2 separate regions of the Mus musculus genome follow, and region 1 is linked to region 2. A link is a contact called in ENCODE Hi-C or POLR2A ChIA-PET data. All regions are on one chromosome and are shown on one strand. Each heading gives the region's core, a stretch centred on a gene start or an enhancer-like site at or near the end of the contact. The rest is flanking DNA. Distances are from core to core; before and after follow the strand shown.

The links. Hi-C counts contacts between places; a loop is a spot of excess contacts on that map. ChIA-PET counts read pairs that join two places held with the same protein, here RNA polymerase II (POLR2A).
Region 1: a loop to region 2 is called in a map of heart, with 8 times the contacts of the local background. The contact joins the promoter of Hspbp1 here to the promoter of Mboat7 in region 2. A Hi-C loop is called at or near these places in 1 of 37 maps with a recorded cell type or tissue (heart). POLR2A ChIA-PET finds 5 or more read pairs at or near these places in 2 of 5 experiments (Patski and embryonic stem cell).

Annotation. Positions count from the first base shown.
Region 1 is chr7:4,681,688-4,686,405 of GRCm38, forward strand. It overlaps Hspbp1 (HSPA (heat shock 70kDa) binding protein, cytoplasmic cochaperone 1), which reads right to left and starts at 3,294. Exons shown (of 8, transcript NM_001360629.1): 1 at 3,207-3,294; 2 at 2,585-2,879; 3 at 157-361. The coding sequence starts at 2,788.
Region 2 is chr7:3,688,908-3,694,381 of GRCm38, forward strand. It overlaps Mboat7 (membrane bound O-acyltransferase domain containing 7), which reads right to left and starts at 4,079. Exons shown (of 8, transcript NM_029934.4): 1 at 3,834-4,079; 2 at 3,133-3,211; 3 at 2,899-3,028; 4 at 2,355-2,481. The coding sequence starts at 3,208. It overlaps Tsen34 (tRNA splicing endonuclease subunit 34), which reads left to right and starts at 4,703. Exons shown (of 5, transcript NM_001164204.1): 1 at 4,703-4,982.

The DNA of each region.
Region 1 (4,718 bases), core at 2,044-4,543, 990 kb after region 2:
AAGTAGCAGAACAAATCTGTCACCACAGGGACTTGGTGGGGTATGAGGAGGGCTTTGTTCCTGGGAGGAGCTGCTGGTTCAATACAGGAGAATTGGGAAAGGGCAGAGCCAGACAGCATGTGGGACAGCCTGGGGAGTACTGAGGGAGGAGGGTACCTGCTGCATTGTCCATGTTCTCGCACAGGTCTGCCAGCAGCTCTAGTGCGCCTTCACGCTCCTGCTGGTCAGTGGCCAGCTCAGCTTCGCCAGCCATTGCGGGTGTGGCCTGGGACAGGACCCGGAGGCAGTTCTTCATCTGCTCCACCTCCTCTCGCTGGCCCCGGAAGGCGGCCGACATGGCTTCCTGCAGCCATTGGCGTCTCTAGGGAAGAAGGGAGAAGGATGGGGGTAGAAGATGTCTCTCAGTGACTGCCCAGGGAGTGACACTAATAGGACAGCCAAATGCAAGGACTGATGGCTCTTTCCATCAACAAGTATCTAGGAGACATCTTGGGGGAAGCACAGGAGTCTCTCATTCTATAGTGCAGTCTGGCTTCCCGCTCACAGCAGCCTTCCTGCCTCAGACTCCCAAGTGCTGGGATTAACAAGCAAGAGCCACCACACTCAGATGTTTACACAGTTTTTACTCATAACTTCTTTTCTAGGTTCTAGGGAGTCAGTCCTGAGACAGACTGATTAGAGAAAAAAAAGTGTTGTTCAGGGTGTGTGCAAGACAAACACAGAGAGAAGCTAGAGGGAAAAAACAAACAAAACAAAACATGTAGTGTGACAGGAGATGGCAATATGACAAGTGCTATAGGGTAAGTAAGATTAAGCACAATGGAGGATCATGGGAGTGGAGGTTGGCCTGTAGAACTTAAACGGGGTCATCTTGGAGGGTCAGATGTCAGCAATGAAATAGGCCAGGGAATAGCCAAGCATATACTAGGAAGAATATTCAAGACAGAGGCAATCACCAGCAAGCCAAGGTGGCTGAAGCAAGGTTAAGTGAGGGAAGAAAAAAGTTGAGGAGAGAGAAACACCCCAGGAAAGGAGCAAGTTGGATCTTACAAACAGATGCAAAGGCCTAGATTCTGCTCTGAATGAAGTGGGTGGAGCTGGGAAGGGAGTTCTCCCGAGGAGAGGCAGAGAGGTGGACTGAGAAGCATAGGAGCAGGGAAAGAGCGCTTACTAGGATTCTAAGTAGTCCATGCAAGAGAAAAGTTTATGGAGCAGGTTTCGGTGGCACATGCTTATAATCCCAGCACGGGGTGGGATGGAGGCAGAAGCAAGTTCAAGAACAACCTCATCTGTGTATCAGTGTGAAATATGGCCAGATCCTGGACTCTGAAGAGAGAACCAACTGTTGAGCTAAGGGAGGAGGGGAGAAAGAGGAGTCAGGCTGATACAGGGGTTCTGTCCTCAGCAACAAGTCCCGCCCATTTCCCAAAAGATGTCAGGTTTGAGGATCAGCTATACAACCGGAGGCTGTGGTGAGCTGGATGGTTCTGTATTGTGACAAAAGTCCTGAGAACTACATGAGGTTTGAATAGTATCCCTGGTCTGCACTTGCTACCAAGTTGGAACAAGAAGGGCTCTCCAGCCATGCCAACTGTCGTCTGGAGAAATTAAAAAAAAAAAAAAAAAAGCCAGAAAAGATAGAGAATGAGGAGAACAAGAGATAACAAAAGAAAGGAGTCCAGAGGAAGACCAGAAACTACACTGTCCCCAAAAGGGCGCTTCAGGAGGACTGAAATGGCTACCATATATCTGTAAGTCCAAGACTTTGGAGGTGGGGCAGGAAGGTCAGGAGGGTAAGGTCATTAAGGCTAGCGTGGTCTGTTTGAGACCGCAATCTCAAAACAGGAAAGAAAAGGGGAAGAAGCTGTAAGGCTTTGAAATCACGCTCCTGGACAAATTTGGGCAAACTATCTCATTGCTCTATGCCTATTTCCACCTTGGCACAACATGACACAACATGTATAAATTATTCTGTAACTTAACTGAATTACTACAATATTCTATGTATCGTAAATGTCAATTAAAAAAAGTTACATGAAAAATTCCTATCAACCTTTAAGACAATTCTGTAAGGTTTTATTATAGCTATTCCAAATTCATTGATTAAAAAAAAAAAATCAGAGGCAAAGAAAGGATGTGAATTGCCCAACCAAGGTCATGGCTGGCAACTGGCAAAACCCAACTACGTTGTGTACGAGTCAGTATAGACTGGAACATCAGAATTGCCTGATAAGACACTATCATTACTATTATCACCATCAATTCAAAAATGAACGAACACTTGAGGATTCGAAAGATTAAATAATATACCCAAGGTCACACTTGTGGAGACAAAGCTGAATCTAGTTCTGCCTGGGTCTAGAGAACCCAGCTTGCTTTTAGACTTTTCACTCATCATGAGACTTCCCAATACAAGGCTGCGATCGGACACTTTACAGCTGACCTTCACCCTATCATGATGCCACATTTAGACTCTAGCTCACCACCCAGGAAGACAACAGCTTGTAGCTCACTAAGCCACTCTCCCCAAGACACTTAGATCCTCAGGACCCTCACCCAACCTTCTTAGGTCCTCATACTTTACCTCCTCGCTCATGGGTTCTGGAGGGGGGTCTGGCTCCTGAGAACCCGCAGTAATAGCCATCTGCAGCAGGCCTTGGAGGTTCCGTGGAGGCCGGGGGTTGCCTGAGCCCCCCGCCGAGGAACCACTGCCCCCTGACGAGCAACCCTGAGAGGCCGGAGGCAACGCAAGAGGGAGGCGACTGCCCCCTGAGCCTTTGTCTGCCATGGACTTTCTGTGAAGGAAGAATGTGTTTAAAGGAAATTGATGGTCACCGCTGAGGCAGCAATGGTGTCCGGATGGGTCGACTCTTGAAGGTCTGCTGAGAAGGTGGAGTTTTGAAGGTGTTAGGAGTCTTCTCATGATCCCAAACCATTCTGCCTGCAACCACCTTAACCATAGCCCCCTTTCCTTCCTTCATACTAACAGGACCCTTGCCCAAATCCAGATGTCCCTCCTTGCTCCCTAGCAACAGGCCCCACCTACTCCCTGGCAACGAGCCCCCCCAAGCTCCCCAGCTTGCGTCCTCGTCTCTTAGCAACCCCACTGCCCCGCCTCCATGGCAACAAGCCTTCGCTCAGTCTCCTTAGCAACAATTCTCCTCCCGTGTCTTTGAAGAGGGGCGCCCCAATGGGGCTGATCTCACCTTGCCGGGTCTAGAGCTGCCACCACGCCTAAAGATAGACTAGGCTGCACCTGACTCTACTGGGCGCCGCCATCTTTACCGGAAATACGCAGTTCTCACACGGAAGTGCCTCACCCCAAGCTGTTTGCCCAGTTCTAAGCAGCACCTCTTAGCGGATGCGGCACTTAGCTCCGCCTCTGTCGACTAGGCCCCCACCACTTTCTCTTTGTCACGCCCCTACATTTCGCGCTTTTGTTATAAGCCCCGCCCCCTAGCTCCTCTGTTTATCTTAGCAAACAAGGGACTTTCATGGCGAACTCCTCCCCTCCCAGGCATAGGCCCCGCCTATGCCCATATTCCCCGCCTCTTTTCTAGGCCTTTCGGCCTGTCCCAGTCAAGTCCCGCCTCTTAGTACCTGGAACTTCAGCTTGTCCTGTTCGGCCACGCCCCTGCGTAGGCCACGCCCCTTCTCTGCTGCTGCTGCTGCTGCTGCTGCTGCTGCTGCTGCTCAGACGGTTTTGTTCCTCACTCAACTGATTTTAACTGCATTTGCTCCTAGAGTCTCGGGATATCTCCCCTAATATCCCACCTTTGTAACCTGAGACTCGGGCTCACTTTTTTCTAGGCCTCAGTTTCCCCATTTATTACCGGTTTCAGTGTGGAATACTCTGTGTGAGTTGTGTGTCTTCATGTGACTATGCATGGTGTGTGGGAAGTCCCATGTCAACATCAGCTGTCTTCCACCTTCGATCTTCCAATCATTTTAAAAATATTTTTAGAGTTACTTATTTATTTATTTATTTATTTATTTATTTATTTATTGGGTTTTTCGAGACAGGGTTTCTCTGTGTAGTCCTGGCTGTCCTGAAACTCACTTTGTAGACCAGGCTGGCCTCGAACTCAGAAATCTGCCTGCCTCTGTCTCCCGAGTGCTGGGATTAAAGGTGTGGGCCACCACTGCCCGGCTAGATTTTATTTTTAAAGATTGTTTTTAATTATGTAGTAGGGGAGGAGGCAGATGCCTGTAAATGCAGGTTTCTATGGGGCCAGAGACAAAGGACAAACTAAAGCTGTAGTTACAGGCAGTTATGAGACAACCAATATATATATATATATGGGTGCTAGGAACCAAGCTCAGGCTCTTTGCAAGAACAGTAAGTACTCTTAATGACAAGCTATCTCTTCAGCCTCTTAAATTATTGTTGTTCTTTTAATTTTTTTGTAGACTTACCTATTTACTTGTGTACAAATAGTTTGTGGTTGGTTAGTTTTTGTTTTGTTTTTTGAGACAGTGTTTTACGGTATAGCCTTGGCTGTCCTGGAAGTTACTCTGTAGACCATGCTGTCCTCAAACTCACAGAGATCCACTTTCCTCTGCCACCTGAGTGCTGGGATTAAAGGCGTGTGCCACCACTGACCCTGAACATTTTGCCTGCATGTATGTGCGTGCACTGTATGCTTGCTTGATGGATTGCCAGGAACTGGAGTTACAGATGGTTGTGAGCCATCATAATTGGGTGCTAGGAGTTGAAC
Region 2 (5,474 bases), core at 2,829-5,328:
GAGCCACCGTATAGTTGCTGGGATTTGAACTCAGGATCTCTGGAAGAGCAGACAGTGCTCTTAACCTCTGAGCCATCTCTCCAGCCCGACACTGCATTTCAAAGGTGGTAGAAGGTAGTTGGTGGCTATCCTCAGGGCTCAGTTCTATACCCTTTTCTTCTTCTTTCTTTTTCTTACTTAAAAAAAAAATTATTTATTTACATCTTAAATGCTCTCCTCTCTCTCAGTCTCCCCTCTCCCAACCCCTAACTTTCTCCTCTGAGAGGGTACACCCCCAAACTCCCCAGCACATCACGTTTCTGCAGGGTCAGGTGCTTCCTCTTCCACTGTGGCAGACAAGAAAGCCCTATGTGCTGGGGGATTCGGTCCAGCCCATGTATAGGGTAACCATGTATGCTCTTTGGTTAGTGGCTCAGTCTCTGAGAGCTGCCAGAATCTTCCTCTCTTCTATCTCTTTCTCTCTCTTTTTTCTTTCTGCTTTCATACAACTCCACAGCTTGTTTGCCTGCCTTCCTTCCTTTTTGTTCTAGTACTTAGACATAGGGCCTTGCAAACATTATGTAAGTGCTTTAACACTGAGCCACATCCCAGCCCCCCCCACCCCCTTTTATATTTTGAAACGAAGACATGCTAAGTTGTTCAGGCTGGCTTTGAACTTGTGGTCCTCCCAGCTCCCCTTTAGGAGAACTGAGATTATATTCCTTTCTGACTCCACTGGGTAGGGATGGGGGGTAAAGATGTCCCAACTGCCCTTCCAGATCTACTCAACCTATCTTAGCCTGAGACAAAACTCTTAAAAGGCCACATCTGTGTCCTGCTTCATGTTAGTCTCAGTGGACAGAGCCCCAGCAGATAGAGAGAGGCAAGAGAACCAAGCCAGCACTTCTCCTACTTCTTCCTGATTTTAAGGGGTAGAATGGGGTTCTTTTCCCTTTTAGGCTCCACAACATACAGTTCTTCCCCTGACCCAGCTATTGGTCCAGCTTTTTATTTTATTTTTTAAAGAATACTGTCTCCTTTTCACCAAGCCATTGTCATAACCCAAACCCCTCTAATCATCCTCAAAGCAACATGTCCCACATGAATCGGAATCACTGTCTACAGCCCACAGTGTATATGGATCAAGCTGCTTCATAGTCACCTAACTGGTCTGTTCCAGACAGGGTCTTATACAATCCAAACTATTGTCAAACTCCTCATTCTGCAGCCTTTACTTGCCGAGAGCTGGAATTACCAGTGTTCACCAGCACTCGAGCCTTTTGGGTTTTCTGTTTTTGTTTCTTCCAGAGCCACTCAGTCTAGGTGTCAGGATTCAAACTTAGGTCAAAAACAAACAAACAAACAAACAAACAAACAAACAAACAAACAAACTTCTTCCTGAGGGCATGGGGCCACAGAGCCCCCTATGGCCTGGCTTCCGTTGCCCTTTCAACCACGTGTTATTCAGAAAGTGCGTGGACGTGGCAAGCATAGTTTGCAATGCCCAGCCTGTTCCTATCTACATGTGTAGGTTCGTACACACCCAAAAGGCACTTCTTCCAATGCACAGCTGACCAATCTCTGCCTAATGTTGTGTCTGCCATAAGAACAAAGATGTCTGGAGAAACCAGTTCTCCACCTGGCTGGACTGTCCATGGCTACGTTGCTGGAGCCTAGAACATAGCAAGAGCTCACGACTGTTGTAGTCTGGGCTAGGCACTGAGGACCACTCACTTCTTGCCCTTTTCTTAGGTGATTAAGATTCAGACCCATGGCTAAGAATGTAGTTCATTTGGTCAAGTGCTTGCCTAGTGTGTTGAGGTCCTTGGCTCGAGTCCCCAGAACCATAATAAACCAAGCACAGTGGTGCAAGCCTACAATTCTGGCACTCGGGAGCTGGAGGCAGAATCAAAAGTTCAGTGTCTTCTTTGTTTGAGACCAACATAGGGTGCTACACGAGCCTCTGTTTCAAAAATGAAAAACCAAACCTGCACTTTGTCCCAGCTTTGAGCCCTTGGGCCGGATACCTTCTCTATAGAGTAATTTTCCTCCTTGGAGGACGGTTTGCTACAGACTCAAGAAGAGCATGTTAGCAAAACACACTGGGGAGGAAGATTCTAGGTGTGCCAAATGGCTTGTGATAGAGCACTCAGGTTATCTCCTTATCCTGCAATGAGTGGAGAGGTGAAGACTTGCTCCAGAGGATGTGGGAGGTGAACTCTGTCCCCAGGGAGAAATGAAGTCCCAAGCTTAGGGTTTGTGAAAGATAAAACTCCACAGCCCTCCCCCTACTATGAGAAAGTCTGGGAGGAGAAAGCAAGGAGGCTCCCCAGCTCCCAGGGAGACTAAAAGAAGTAGTGTTCGCCAAGTCTCACCTTCAGTGTCAACAGCAGCTGGACAGCATTGGTGAAGGGCGTGGGAGTGGGCAGGCCCAGCAGGCTGAGGGCTCGGAAGAAGAGGAGATAGGAGAAGGTCCAGGCAAGAGCCAGGGCATGGCAGGAGCTAGGACAGAGGTGGGAAGTCATAATGTTGGGTACAGGGACCTTAGCCTCTGTTTCCTTCTCCTGAGATACCCACCCCCGCCCCTGCCCACATTCAGACAGAGAAGAAGAGGTGAGAAGACTGGTGAGTAACAGAGACAGAAGAGGCACAGCCAGAGATAAGAAAAGAATGACCGGCATTAAGAGAAGCTTCTGGAAGAAGGAAGGCACTTCAGCCAGAGCTCAGCCTGACTGGACTATGGAAGTCAGTCTGCCACATGGATACTGAGGACTGGGGCAAAGACACAAGGTGGGAAGAAAGATGGCCAAGGCATAGCGACACACAGTAAGATTAAAGGAGAAGAAATAGAAGACTCGAAGAGGAAACAGACTGCTGCTTCTCTGCATCCTTCTTCCTTTCTCACCACCTAGTTCTCACCAGGGCTGGGCCTGAATGAGGGCCCAGGTTCCCAAGATGGTGATCAGAGAATGCAAACTGTGGGGGCCACAGGTGAATAAGGTGAGCCCCAGGCCCACAGCTGCTGCCCCCCATCTCTTCAGCCCAGGTCCTGAAAGGAAAAGGTAAAGTATAAGCCTAGAACCTTCGGGAGGGGTGATTCCCCACCCCAGCTCCCTCACCCTAATTTTCCACTAGACAAGGAACCTGACTCACCAGCTTTCTTAAAGAGGAAGCCAACAGGGATGGAGATAAGAAGGACCATTAGATATGTCCATTCTTCGGGTGTCATGGTCTGGGGGAGGAAGGACTCACAGTGAGAACCAGTATTCCAGTCCCTTCCTCTTTTGAAGACAGTAGAATCCCCTTTGAGAACCCAGGCCTCCAGCTCACTCCTCCTTCCAGGACCCAAGAATTAAGCCCCCACCCCACCCCTTTGCCAATGTTGAAATCAAAAGTACTTCTACTTCCATTTATGACCCACACCTTCCGGCCAGAAAAACAATCCTTCACAACACCCCTCTTCTCTGAGAGCCCAGGAATCTGTATCATCCTCACCCTCCTGAGTACATTGGAGCCCTTCTGGGTCCCCAATTTCCTCTGCGTCTTACAGGACCCAGTACTCCCACTCCCGCCCAGCTCGGAGAAGCCCAGCATTTAGCATCCTGTTTTCTAAGCTCTGAGCTCTGGGCTCCTCTTTAACCCGTACCTCGGAGAGAAGGCAATGACCCTGTACGATCTGCAAGCACCTTTCGTAGCCCAGCCCCGCGCAGCGAAGGCCAGCGTGTATCCGATTCTGCCTCGGCAGATCCACAGGCGGTTACGCCACCCAGCCCGGCCACGCTCTGGGCGCTGTCCCCGCACCCCGCCACCCTACGATCTTCGTGACGCCGCCATGCAACCCAACCTGGGCCCACCTGAACCGTCCGTGGGCCAGAAGACTGCGGAGCTCCTTTTCGAGGCCGCCTCGGCTCGCGCCACGCCTCCCCAGCTCAGCACGCCCCCGCACTGCCCGTTCTGGAGGGCGCCGGCAGGGCTGCGCGGTCCAGGCCCCGAGAGCCGCGGCTGTACGAGTTACAGCACCGCAAGAAAGGTACCCAGAACACCAGTCTGCCGCAAGATGCCTGTCGCGATCTTTCTAGGAGGTCCCCGGGCAAAGAGCTGCCAGTACGTGAAGGGGCGGGGTTTCGGGTCAGAGAGGCGGGGCCAAGATCTTCGAGTCCCGTTGAGACTTGAGGAGGAGGGACCTGGAGCTCAGAGACAGACTTTCAGCTTCGGATTCCTTCGGGCACACTCGGTCATTCAAGCCCTCGGCATGGAGTGCCACAGCTTCGGCTTACTTCGGGGATAGCCGAATTCCAAAGTCACGGCTCGGAATTAGATGCGTTTACAAACTCGGCCGGATGTAGGCGGGACCACACACTTCGGCTTGATTCGGAAATAATCGGGTCCAAAAGTCGTTGTGTAGTGTTAGGCGGGCTCAAGAACGCAGAACGAAGTAGGCGGGACCGCATGCTTCGGCTTACTTCGGAGATAGTCGGAATCAGCCGGGGTCCGAGAGTCAAAGAACCACGGGGTGTGGGCGGGATCGCATATTTGGACTTACTTCAGATAGCTGAATGCTTTTTCAGGTCACGGTCAAATGATATTGAGGGCAGCCGTTTTGGCCTAACTTTGGAAATAATCAGTAGACTTAACAGGCTGAGCTAATAGTCTTGAGGGAGGAAGGCGGAGCCACAGAAGACCGGAAAACGGCGAAGGGGCGGGGCCGACATGACTGGTGGATTTGGGGGCGAGGCCAGAGCAATGACCCTCAAGGTCCCATTTGTGCAGACCGGAGTGGCAGTGAGGGCTTTCTTGGCTTTTCCGCTTTGCTGACCTGACGGGATGACGGAGGACGCGCTACGTAGGGCCAGCTCCGCCTTAGCCGAGAGTTGGTGTTGGCTAGGGGTTGACTTATTGCCTCTGCCTGAGGACAGTACGACAGATTGAAAGGGAGCCACGACGCACACTGCACCTCGAGTGCGACTGTGGATTCAATCGTAATTGTGAACTCCTTAAATTGGGTAGGAAGTGGGCGGGGCCACAGCTGGAAGAACGATGGGATCTGGCTAGGGTCGAATGCTGAACCTTTTGCAACTTAGAGGGGGTGGCTGATTCTACTGAGCCGAGATCTCCCGCATGCGTTCGGGAATAGAGTCGAGATCTTCCGAAGGCTGAAACGCTTGCGTTCGGGTAGGCAGGACTCCCGATTGAGCCGAATTTAGGATGCTGGAACATCGAACAGCTGGCGCAAGACAGGACTGGGTTTCTTTTAAAGTCCGACTCAGAATAGGCGGGAAAGGCGAATCTGGGCACTTCGAAAGGGGAGGGGCTGGGCTCCAAGTATTTAGAAGAGGGTGTGGCTTGAGCAAACCACCCTACATTGAGGTTCTGAGATTTGACGGACGCATAAGAAGACACCCACTTTGCAAAAAGGGCGGTGCACCACTATGGCGGGAGGTCTCTCTGAGGGGACGAGAGATGGTGGTACGCTTTGGCAGAGAAGATGGTCACCT